2 separate regions of the Mus musculus genome follow, and region 1 is linked to region 2. The links are chromatin contacts, found by POLR2A ChIA-PET in ENCODE. All regions are on one chromosome and are shown on one strand. Each heading gives the region's core, a stretch centred on a gene start or an enhancer-like site at or near the end of the contact. The rest is flanking DNA. Distances are from core to core; before and after follow the strand shown. Region 1 overlaps Tnfaip2 (tumor necrosis factor, alpha-induced protein 2). Region 2 holds the start of Eif5 (eukaryotic translation initiation factor 5).

Evidence for each region. ChIA-PET counts read pairs that join two places held with the same protein, here RNA polymerase II (POLR2A).
Region 1: POLR2A ChIA-PET joins it to region 2 with 19 read pairs in Patski. The contact joins the enhancer-like site here to the promoter of Eif5 in region 2. POLR2A ChIA-PET finds 5 or more read pairs at or near these places in 2 of 5 experiments (Patski and embryonic stem cell).

What each region holds. Positions count from the first base shown.
Region 1 is chr12:111,445,963-111,452,259 of GRCm38, reverse strand. Tnfaip2 (tumor necrosis factor, alpha-induced protein 2) reads right to left here. Exons shown (of 12, transcript NM_009396.2): 3 at 6,123-6,297; 4 at 4,163-4,277; 5 at 3,891-4,013; 6 at 3,621-3,721; 7 at 2,931-3,029; 8 at 2,371-2,494; 9 at 1,455-1,577; 10 at 1,062-1,217; 11 at 788-909. Among named protein-coding and RNA genes, the nearest start is that of Tnfaip2, 6.4 kb to the right of the region's middle. Within about 2 kb of position 1,724, at least 1 of the 3 ENCODE cell types and tissues checked has a DNase peak (open chromatin) inside an H3K27ac peak, as active enhancers do.
Region 2 is chr12:111,533,915-111,539,708 of GRCm38, reverse strand. It overlaps Eif5 (eukaryotic translation initiation factor 5), which reads right to left and starts at 1,608. Exons shown (of 12, transcript NM_173363.5): 1 at 1,470-1,608; 2 at 1,161-1,354; 3 at 22-301. The coding sequence starts at 93.

The DNA.
Region 1 (6,297 bases), core at 475-2,974, 88 kb after region 2:
AGCAGAAGATGGATAGGTAACTGGAAGGATGGACAGAACAACAGAAGAGCAGATAGATGGGTAAGCAGAGGACAGATAGACATCTATACAGGGAAGTGGGTAGACAGGTAGACAGATATGTGGATGATAGGAGAGTGGGTAAGCACATAGACTAGTGGATGGACCAGTAGATAGGTGGATGGGGGCTTGTTCATGTGTGTAGGTCAATATATGCAGACAGATGAGTGAACAGGTGGAGTGGGTCAGTCACAGGTGGGCTAGGCTAAGCTAGGTCAACCCGCGTCAAGGCTAATTCAAACTGTCATATCAGAGGACCTGGCCTAGGAAGGAATACCATCCATGGTTTGCCAGGTCCTCAGACAGGACCTTAACAGGAACATGAGGGTGTAAGACCCAGTCGCCTCCAGGCTGAGTGATAAATCCTGGACTCACTTTTCTCGTTGTACAGTGCTATCACACAAGGCTCAGCACGTGAGTGGGGGAACATGCTACCTGCCCTTGTCACGACAAGTTATACTAACTTGGTCACGTTCCCTCAGCTCCCTAAGCCTCAGCTGCAAACGATGAGCAGTGCCAGCCTTCATGGGCTCTGAGAGTGCTGAATGCTTGAGCTCCTAGCACAGTGTCTGGCATGAAGTCAGCACCTGGTGTAGGTCAGATATCATAACCCCACCTCAACTGCGGAGCCTTAACAGTTGAGGGGGTCATGAGGAGACTCTAGTCCCAGCATGCTCAGGGTCATGGTGGGGACCTGGCAAACCATTTCCTCGGAGCTTCTAGTGCTTACCTGAAGTCAGGGTACCAAGTGGCGTATGTGGCCACCTCGATCTTAATGGCACTGGAATCTTGCAGGCGAATGATCTCAGCAATCATAGGGAGGGCGCGGTGCAGCCAGGTTGCAGTGGAGCCCTGAAGGAAGAGGGCTGTTTGAAGGATGATGTCCCTTTTCCCAAGGGACACTAGGAGACACTTAGAGCAGTAGATACCCAGACTTGAAGAGTCCCTGTGGGGTTGTTCAGGGCTCTCGGGGCGGGGCGTGGGGGCGGGTGGGTGGTGCTCACATTCTCAGTGCAGAACCCCTGAATGGCATCCGCGTTGGCCAGGATGTGCCTTGCCAGCTGCTGCTGCTGCTCGGCCGTCTTGAGGACCAGGCGCCGTTTGCAGAGCCTGATGATGTATTCTTTCACTAGGTGCAGGTGCACAGTCTCCATGAGCTCCTGGGCAAGCAGATGACAGAGGGAGTGAGCCACCGGCTGACACTTACCCCTAGGAGATGGCCATCTCCTCCCCGGAACCGAAGCTTCCAAGGCAGAAACCCAGCCAGTCCATAGAGGCAAAAGTGTGAGCACGGGTGTCTGCATGTCTGCGCACATGTGTGAACACATGTGGGTGTGGGGTGTAAACACTGCTAATCAGCGTGGGTGTCCAGACTTCTCCAATCCCCCAGTCCTCACCTCCCGGAAACAGTCCTGCAGCTCTGAGAATTCAGGCAGGCTGCTGCTCACAGTAGTGATGATTTCCTCCAGGGTCTCAACTGGATTTGCCCAACGGGTCTGTGTGAACTTCTTAAACAGCGGCTGGGACAGGCGAGAGGCAGGATGTCTGGTCACACCCAGAAAGGAAGGGCGGCTAAGCGCAGACACCCTCACATAGACACTCATGACCAGCAGGGTCCCAAGGGCTTTCCAGGAGCTGGCTGGCTCTCAGGTCCCTGCTCTCAGATCGGAAGCAGAGGCAGTCTGAGTGTACCCTTCTTCCAAGGTCACCCAGCTGTGGCCCAGGAGAGCCAAAATGAGCCTGTCTGCAGCCCTGAGGGCTTTTCCACTGCCTCCTTCTTAAATAAATAAATTCCTGCATAAACAAGGCCTTGTGCTTGGCTGGGCTGCACCCTGTGCCAGGGCATCCAGGGTCACCCTATGTGTGAACTTTCCTTACCCACTGGCTGCCCTTTGCACCTCCACTCCTGAGGCTGAGCAGGGACGCTCTCCTGTGTTTTCTGAGTACCTCCCCAATCCCACCCTCAAGATGGAATCTGGCTATCAAAGGTCCTGAGCTCCAGGAACTAGGAGCCAGGAATGGGGTGGAAGGGGCTCGGTCTTCCCCAGATGCTCCCAGCCCTGGGACCCTCCCAGGCCAAGGCAAAGTGAGGATGTCAGGTGGGTCAGCCAGAGAGCACTTCAGGGGGGCATCACTTGTATATCCCCAGGAACAGCGCATCTCCCTAGCTGAGCCTCTCACAGGTCTGAGGCACAGTGGTGTGTGTGTGTGTGTGTGTGTGTGTGTGTGTAGCTTCTACCACACCCCCTTCCCTGCCTCCCCTCCTGTGCCAGACTTTAAGAGGAAGGCAGGGGAGAATGGGGCTCCTGATACCTTCAGGTCCAAAAATAGGCTCTGGAGCAGGGTGTCGAAGCCATGGGCCTTGAGGTCTTTCAAAGGCTCCAGCAGGCGGTTCAGAGAATCATGAGATATCTGCCATTTCTGCTCCACGGAAGTCCTGGAGAGTGAGAGGAGGAGGTCGTGACAGCCTGCTCAGCCTGCGGTGTCCTGCACCGGTCCTTGGACTAGGCATCCTACATTAGGTCTTTGCTCTCTGGAGGCTCAGCAAGTTTCCTGTTCCCTTCGGGATCCAGTCTGAGTCTTCCCCTGGATGCCCCAGGCACATCCCCTCCTGCCCTTGGCAAATCTCCAGCTGTCCACCCTCAGCTTGTGTTCTGCTTCACGGTTTTATCATAAGGCTAAACTAATAAATAAGTCAATTGCATCCTGGTGACTCCTTCAGCACCCCACCCCTTTGCTGTGGCTGCTCCAGGCCCAGTCATTTCCTCACAGCCTCGTGACCCTTAACTCCCCCCCCCCCCCCCCCGCCCCGAGTTGCTCCACTTCCCATCTGTCCTGTCTTTCCATCAGGCAAATCTGCCCAGCACTCTCACCAGAAGAACAGGCAGTTGTTGATGTTGGCCATGATGTTGACTCTGTAATTCCTCAGGAGTTTGCTCTTCTCTAGAAACTCATCAAAGGCGCGCTGGTAGCTGACAAAACCAGAAGGGGCACCTTCAGCTGCAGTCCAAGCACCGAGACCGAGACCGTGCAAGCCACTCCCTTGGTCTGCGGGTTGCTGGGAAGGGGCCATAAGCTCCCAATGATCATATTACAAGTTGCAAAACCTGAGGAGCCAGGGTCCCACTAGGGTGCGTGAGAAAGTACTGCCGGGGTCTGCATTCCTTTCCCAGGTCCCTCCTCTTCCCCAGTCCCTCTCTACAGCTGGGAGGCCAAAGGGTGTCCTTGTAGGCCAATGGCGCTCTCAGAAGTGGGGAGGAAACCAAGTGAGTTCTGAGGGTGTCATGGGAAGGGATGGCAGGAGCCTCCATTCCTCATGGTGGCATCTCTTCTTTGAAGCTACAAACTGCTCTGCCAGGGGGCTTTGCTGACGAAGGAGGTCAGGAGGTGCCAGCTCCCTGTGGAGTCCACCCTACTGGAAGCTGCAGTTCCCTGGATTCGGACAGGGGCAGAGGACGCTGCGCTGTACTTGACGAAGGAAGGGAAGGACGGACTTAGCTTGGATTCCCCACCCTAAGTGCAAGGAGGGCCAGGGGCTCCTCAGGTGCTGTAGACACACCCACCTCCTCAGTAGTGCAGCCAGCTCCACCAGCAGCAACTGCTTTATCTGCATCCCCACGTCCGAAGTGATGTTCTCAGCCTTAGTCTGGCCTTGTGAAATGATCTGCAGGGAGCAGTGGGTGAGCATAGCATAACACCCCGCTCTGGGCTGGGCCTGGGCCGAGCATGGGAGGATGCGGGATCACAGGACCGAAGCTCTGAGGTCCTCCCATCCCCATCAAAGCTGTGGCTGTCCCTGTGCACCATGGGACTGAGGGGGACATTAGTGGTACCTGGAGAATGTCGATGGCCAGCTCACTGTGACAGTGGCCATCCAGGCTCTGGGGAGCCACATCCTGGGTCCAGCGCTGAGACTCCAGCTCTAAAGCTCGGGCCATGAGCTGCTTCACGCTGGTCTAGGGGAAAAGACACCGGTCACAGTAGCACTAAGCCTGTCTGCCAAGTTCATTCAGAAATGTGACAGGGAGCCCAGTGTCCTGTTTCTTCTCTTTCCTCCTCTCACCACCTGGCCCTCCCCGGCCCCACCCCTAACATTTGGACTCACCACCTCATTGGACAAGAACATGGCCTCCAGCAATCTGATCTGCTTTGGGGGCAGGAGGCTCCCAAGCCCGACACCTTGAAGCTCCTGTGCCAACTTCGGGCTGTTGAGAATATCACTGCGGGCAGAGGGACACCGGCGTGAGAACACAGCCCAGCAGTGGCCGGCCCTGTAGCTTAGCTCAGCCACCTCTCAGCTTCTGATCCTCCCCATCCCCCACCTCCACCCGACCCCGCGCCAGGGTGGGTTCTTCATGTAAGACCACACTCAGTTTAGTTCAAGATGAAGTCATCCTGCATCTTCTTACCCCCCTCCCCATCCACCCCTGCTTTAAACTAGTTTCCCAGACTTCTCGGGGGTTGCCCCGCACCCCCCCACCAGCCCTCTACCCTACCCCACCCCGTTCTCCCTTGCCCAGCTCACTGACGGAGCTCCCTCCTTCCCTCTGCTTCTGACCAGGCCACAAACAATGCCTTCACCCCAGAGCCAGCTTTCAAATCTGATCTTTCTGTCTACCGGGCCTCCCCTTTCACACGGATACAGCACAGCTTCTGACCCCACTGGCCCTTGCCAGCCTGTCCTTCCGCTCTTACCAGGTCAGCCTCTGCTGCTGAACAAGAAGGGCTGCCCTGGAGCAGCTCCATGGCGCTTTCTTGGTGCCTCAAAGTGGCCCAGAGTTCCCAGGGGACCTGCCCAGCCCTGGCACTTCCTAAAGGCCCTTTGTTTGCCGAGAACCTTAAGAAGGACCCTCTCTGTGCCCTTCAGCCATTGGTTGCATTGAGCCACACTTTGGTCCTCCCGGGCCTCAACATGCCTCCCTTGGACTCCATGTTCAGGCTAGCCTTAGCTTCCTGCTTTGCAGCTACACCCTAAGTCAGGAGACCCCAGAATATCACAGAAGCAGGAAGGTGATCAGGCAGGGGCATAAGTGCTTGGCACTTCCTGGTGAGTCAGGGCAAACCAGCAGGAGCTACAGCAGGGCCCAGCTATCTTTGGAAGTCCCTGCCTGTTTTCCCTGTGTCCTGCTGGCTCTTCATCTACCACCCCTGTTGTGTCCTTTCTCCACAACCCCCCCCCCCCCAGGAGGGTGGTTCAGCACCAAGCAATCTGTTCACACACTGCCCAGGCTGTCCACACCCGCCAGCCTTCCTCCTGCACACTTTACACTCAGGTCTGAGGAATCAGTAAGAATCCCGTCTCTAGTGCTGTGATATTCCCACAAGTCACTCTCCCCCAGGCGGTGTGGATGATAGGCACGCTCTGGGACCGTGGAGCCTGGGCCAATCAAAGGATGCTGGAGGCTTGGCCCAGCTGAGTGCCAACTGCTCCTTCCAAACAGCCTCCTTCCTACCTAAGGTGCTCAGGTCTCAATGGACTCCAGGGGTGACTCCATCTGAAGGGTTCCTTGAGGGGGATACCTAATGCTACTCCCTGGTTGCTACCTCTCTTGCTTGGGGCTGTTGAGACACACCAGCTCAGCTCAGCTGCCTGCACATCACTCCCCTTGCCTGGAATGCTGGCCTCCCCACTCCTCCTTCATTGAATGCTCTGTGCCTTCCCTGCCTGACTGTACACCCGTGAAAATGTGGACTGACTCAACACATAAAATACTGCCTGACTCCCCCAGACCAGGACTCTTCTCAAGCCCTGTGCTCTGGCCTCCCCTGTGTCTCCATGTCTCTGTCACAGCTCCTCCTACTCGATTTCATCCCTGTTCTGCTGGGGGGCGGGGTCCTAGAGAACGAATAACAGGGTCCATTTTCTGTTCATTCTTTTCTCCAACAGCAGAACGGGAAAGGTCCGGGAAATAGAAGCGCAAAGCCAACCTGCTGGGTACAGTTCCCAACTCTCTCCCTTCACCCCAGCACCGGTTGGCTTTCAGCTCAAGTGTCTGGCTCTGGTGTCTCAGCACCGCTCCCTGCAGAGGGGACATATCCCACCCACTCCCACTGGCATTGCTCACTTGGGGTAGAGGTTCTGCACCCAGAGCAGCAGCAAGTAGGTATCCCTTTCACACAACTCGAACTGCGCCAAGGCGCACAGGTGGCTGGCGAAGTGGTAGTGGTAGCTTTCGGCGTAGGTGCGCACGACGTTGAACTCGTCGGGGAACAGCGGCTTCAGCCTCTCCACCACCACCT
Region 2 (5,794 bases), core at 359-2,858:
TAAAATAAAAACCAGCATTACCTTAGCAATCAAACGGGGCATCTTGTAGCGATAGAACTGGTCTGACACGCTGCGGTTGACGTTGACAGACATTTTGGCTTATTAGTGACTTTATCAATAAGATGAAGAGATCTTTGATTGCAACTTTTTGGTATCTTCTGTCTGGAGAAGAAGGGATGACATAAACGACTGCAAGAGTTCTCGGTCTCTGACATGAAAAAATTTTCGCCACTGAGGCTGTAAGCTTCTTGCTTGTATGCTATGTTTCCCCAATACAGGTACCAATGGCTGCGCAACAGCTCTGAAAGAGAAAAGGAGAAAACACACAACAACCCTACAGGTTTAGCATCACTCCTCCCCGGGACAACTTCCCGTCCCCGAGTCCCTCACACAACTAACACTCCGAGCTCTAACAGCCCGAGTCCTTGTGAGAAAACAGCTGACATCCCCATGTAACAAAGCACAACTCCAGGAACCCAGGAGGCCACCATTTTGACACGGGTTGTGACTGGCAGGGAAACTGCTCGAAACGAGGAGGACAACACGGAACACAAACCCTGCTCCCTCAGCCGCCGGGAGATTGTCACATCAAAGGCCACCGGCGAGTCATGGGTTGCCCCGGCCGAGCGACAGCGTTGTAACTGCCGAAAAGGGGATCCGGGCCCTTTCTCTCCCTCACTTCAGGCCCGGGGGCCACCAACTTCGCCGATGGCGCCTCCCCCGGCTGCCATCGTGGTAAAACGGGAAACGTCGAGCCGGACCTGCCAACCGCCGAGGGGCGGCTTCGGCGACTCCGGGGGCTTCAGGGCGGCAAGTCCAGGCTGGGAGCCATTGGCTCCGTCGGAGCACGAGGACCACGGCCGAAGCCGCGCCCGGGCTCCCTCCCCTCGCTCCCTCGGCGCACGGCCGACCTTCGCCCTCGTCCCCATGGCTACGCGACGGTCGCAGCCCGTCGCCCGGCCTCCCCCTTCCGGCGGCCGGCGGGGCAGAGGTGCGGCCTCCCTGAGTCACAAACGCGCCCCGGGCCTGACTCAGCCACGGCGCGCGCGCGGGCGCGCTCCCGCACGGCCCGGCCCCCCCCAAACTGCGCCACACGCGCGGCGGGTCACGCGGCCGCGCCGCCATCTTGCCGCCGCCATGGCCCGCCGCCCGCGACTCACCGTTTTCGTCAAATAAAGACATAAACCCAACGCGGCTCGCCCGGGACTGGGAGGAAGAGGCGCTGGAAACCGGGTCCGGAGCGGCGGGGCCGGCGGCGAGCGGAGGGGCGGCTGGGCAGGTGCCGCCGCCGAGCAGCGGGAGGGACTGTCCCAGCGACGTCCGCGTCCACACCAGCAGCGCCGAGCCTGGCGACCTGGCGGGGACAAGGCAGTGAGCGGCGGGCGGCGCCTGCCCCCGCCGGCGGCCCGCGGGGTGGAGGGGCGGGAGCGCAGGGCAGGGGCGCGGGCCACCGCCCCCCGCGGACTCACCTCTGGAATGTTCTCGCTCTGACTGAACAACGCCGCCGCCGCGCTCAAGCTACCCTCGGCCCCGGAGCCCGCCCCTTGTACCGGGCAGCCACCGCTTATTGGCCGCAGGCCCTCCCAACTTCTCTTGTCATTGGCTCGCATGCACGTCGATCTCACGCTTCTCCGCCCTCCACTTCCTGGGGCTCCACTCGTGGTCTCGGCCCGCCTCCTGCCTGTCCCAGCTTCCTTCCCTTCCCTTCCCCCCCCCAACTCCGTCCTTCCCAGAGGCCTTCGCGGTCTCGCGATAGCCCGGCTCGCTCTGAGTTTATGCGTTCAGGCACTATGGCGCCTGCCTAGTCCTCTCTCGGGGCGGGGCCGGGCCGGCTATGTCCACGGTGCTTCTCTGTGGGCCACGCGTGATCTAACTGCTCATCTGGACCGCGCCAGGAGGCTCCCGACACTGCGGCTCCCCTTGCCTCTTTCCCACCACCCTTCCTGCTGCCTGGCCCGTGCCTGTCATCCCATATGGTGCCTCTCCCTGAGCTCGGGGAGCCAAGCCGCCGCCGAGCCGAGACTCCGCGGTTGTGGCTCTGAGGTTTCCCACGATAGAAACCTTTTTTTGTGTAGCTTGGGTCCCCGCGCAACTTAGGGTGGTCTCGACCCCAGTCAGGTCCGGCTGTGCCTCGAGGTTTGGCCATCCCCCCGCCTCGGGGCTCAGTCGCCACGTAGGGCCACCCCGTCCAGCCCAGCCCGGTCTGTAAAGGCCAGGCTGGTTGGTGACTGTGACTCCCTGCAGGTGCACCCGAGGAGGCAACAGTGTTTTATTTACTAACAATTTATGTTCGGAAGAGGAGCCCGGACTTTTTCTTTCCTAGACACTCTTCCATTATTTAAAAGAAAAAAAAAACTTCTTTTTTTGGTAAAAGTTTCGACTGAGAGTTGAAATCATCCCAGAGTCCAACTAATAATATAGAAATACCTGTTCCACCTTCCCAGGGCTTCTGAGAGCAGCAGCCTGGCTTAGTCAGCAGCTGCCTGGTTTCCTGGATGGGGAGAAAGAGCAGTGTTGTGGAAGAAGGGCTGCCCTTTGTTCTACGCCAGTAGAATTTGTAACAAGGTTAAAATGGAAAGATCAATTTTATTTTGCCCAAATCCAAGGTTATTTCCCCATGACTTAAAAGCTCTGTAAAGCTAATTGACCATGTCCGTGAGGGAGACTAAAGACAAGATGCAGAACTGAAAGATTTGTGTCTCTTCTGTAGCTTTTATTTCACAGTCCATGGCTCTACAGTTTTTACGGCTCTGTGCTTATCCAGGTTCCCCCTCGTTAAAGTGGAAAGATCTCAGGCAGTGCCTCTGTGAGCCATGGATCATGACTTGGCAGTATTGGAAAAGATTGAGTTTTTGCTTGGCTGAACTCAAATGGCAATATTTTAGAAACTCTCAGAAAAGGGTGTGAAACCAGTCCGAGGTAAGAGGCTTGTCTCACAAAAGTATTTTTGGTAACACTATACAAAGTGGTCTTTTCTGTATGTTCGATGGCCTGATGTTTAACTTCATTTTAAAAGTTTGTAGGAGCCAGGGGTGCTGACACCTTTAATCCTAGCACTCCAGAGGCAGAGGCAGGCTAGCCTAGCCTATATAACAAGTTCCAGGACAGCCACAAAGGAGATGAAAATATAAAAGCTTATGCTAGTGTTGCTTTTAATTTTTAGTGCTGTTATTATGGACAACTTCTAAGAATCACTTTGATGCCCTTTCAGTATGTAGCCCAGCCTGGCCCCAAACTCATAGCTAGCTTCATGCCTCAACCTCCCTAGTAGGGGCTTACAGACAGGTACTAGCACACCCAGCTAAGTGCTTTGTAAAAAATTTTAAATTAATTTTATTTATTTACAATAAGAAGTACTCGTAATCACGCCATTTATCAGATTCTAATATCCTACAGCTTTAAGAAGACCTTGAATACTGAGGAATTTTTACACCCATTTTACAAACAAGAAAACTGAAGCCTGAGGGTAGGGGGGGGGATGAAGCTGCTTTTCCAAGGTCATTTCCTCTGTAACTTACAGAACTAGCATGTGTGCCCAATTCTCTTGGCTCTCAGAGCTTTTCTGGGTCAGCGTATGACATAGCCCTCCCTAGTAAACAGAGGAGTCTAAGTGGGCAGTTTGTATGTAAGTGACTAATAGTCTGGTAAGGGGTGTGTTAGACCTGTGCTTTACAGGTGACAACAGCCCTTTAATATCCTGTAGGCAGCTTCTGAACGCAAGCTTGTGTGACACCAAGCTTATTGCATCATTTCCCTTGCTATTTCTGTCGCCACCTCATTTGGATGTTATTTCCGTCAGCCAGGTACTTACAGTTTGTTAAGCGATGGACACTTGGTGCTTATGAAATCCTTGTCCATGGGCTGTGCATTTTGGCCCTGGATAGCTGACATGAATAGTTGCTGCAGAGGTAAATGAGGAAATTGACTGGCTGGTTGCTTAGACATTGGTGTCTCTGAGTCTCTTTAGTTTGAATTGGTCCCCTGAGTTTTAAAACCAACTCTTCCTGAACTAGAAGTATGCGTTTCTGAGCAGTCAGACATTGTGGGCACTTAGGTAGAGCCACTTTGAGGAGCCCCCTGGTGGGTCAGCTGCTCCACACCCTTTATGACATTTGGGTCTCAGCTCTGAAGGCTGCACACAGTCACTTCAATCACTGGCTCGTGCTGGAGGAGGAGCTACAGGACACGAGCATGTTTTCTTCTGGCACACCAGCCTATACCTAAGTGCGCACAGAGAAGACAAGGTGTCAGAGATGCCAGAAGGGAGTGAGCGTTATCTGGTGAGTGCAGAAGCCTTGGCTGCCTTGAGGGCTGGTGCCCTAAATCACAGCTTCTTAAACTGCGGGTTTTGCAACCGTATGGGATTGTGTAACAGCATAAAAACTATGGCAATAGTGAAAGGCATTGATCCCTAAATGACCAAAAGTGAATTCAAAATCAAATGTAGAGTGAATTTGAAGTGTTGGTATAGCATTGCCCATGCTGCCAGTGACCGGCTACACTGCCACCAAGGCTCTGAGCATGTGACATGTGCAGAGTGCCTTGCATATGCTGACATACCATGCAATGTCAACACAAGTCACCTCTGCTCAGATTAGAGGACATGGTGAGTTATGAAGGGCAGTGTTTTCACTGTAAATACAAAGTTACTGCTCTGGAAACAATGGTTTCATTCTGGCAGAGGAACATTGATCTCCATCATGTGTCAAACTAGTCTATAAAGTCCTGCTCCTTCTGGAACTGACTACCAGGCTAGGCTGGCACTCAGAGAGATTTGACTGCCGCTTTGATTTCTGAGTGCTAGGATTAAATGTGTACACAACCACACCTGTCTAGAATGCTTGCTTTCTTTATTTTTTAACTGTTATCTGGGAGCTAGTGAGATGGCTTACTAGGTAAAGGTGCTTCCGGCAAAGACTAATGACAGAAGTTTGACCCCAAGGGCTCACCTGGTAGGAGAGAGGCTGGGTGTGGTAATTTCACCACTGGGTGTATGTGGTAGGGGAAGGCAGACAGAGCTCTGTGAGTTCAAGGCCAGCCTGGTCTACAGAGCAAGTTCCAGGGCACCCAGGGCTACACAGAGAAACCTTGTCTTGAACAAAACAAAACAATCCCAAAACCTGATTGAGTTGCTTATGTTTCATAAAGCACTGTATAATGAGGTGGCCCATACCTTTAATCCCAGCACTCAGGAGGTAGAGGCAGGTGGATCTCTGAGTTTGAGGTCAGCCTGGTCTACAGATCTCATTCTAGGACAGCTAGGGCTACACAGAGAAACCCTGTCTTGAAACTCCCCTTCCTGGCCCCCCCCCCAAAAAAATTCCAAAAAACAAAACAAAACTGCTTGGTGAATATGGGCTTGGGATTAGGACAAAATTTCCAATTTTTAAAATTCTTGTAAATGTGTTTCTGCTATTTTGTACTACAAATGTATGTAAAATAGCATTCTCTCTCTCTTTTTTTTTTGTTTTTTTTTTTGTTTTTTTGTTTTTTCGAGACAGGGTTTCTCTGTATAGCTCTGGCTGTCCTGGAACTCACTTTGTAGACCAGGCTAGCCCCGAACTCAGAAATCTGCCTGCCTCTGCCTCCCAAGTGCTGGGATTAAAGGCGTGCGCCACCACTGCCTGGCTAAAATAGCATTCTTAGCAATTATGGTTATCAAATCAAAATATTGTTTATCCAAATAAATGTTGATGATGCTCTATGTCCTACAATATCAAATATTTAGCTGAAATCTAGTTCCTTGTGCAAAAGTAGACAAGCATATCCATTCCCTTAGTATGCAAATTTGCTT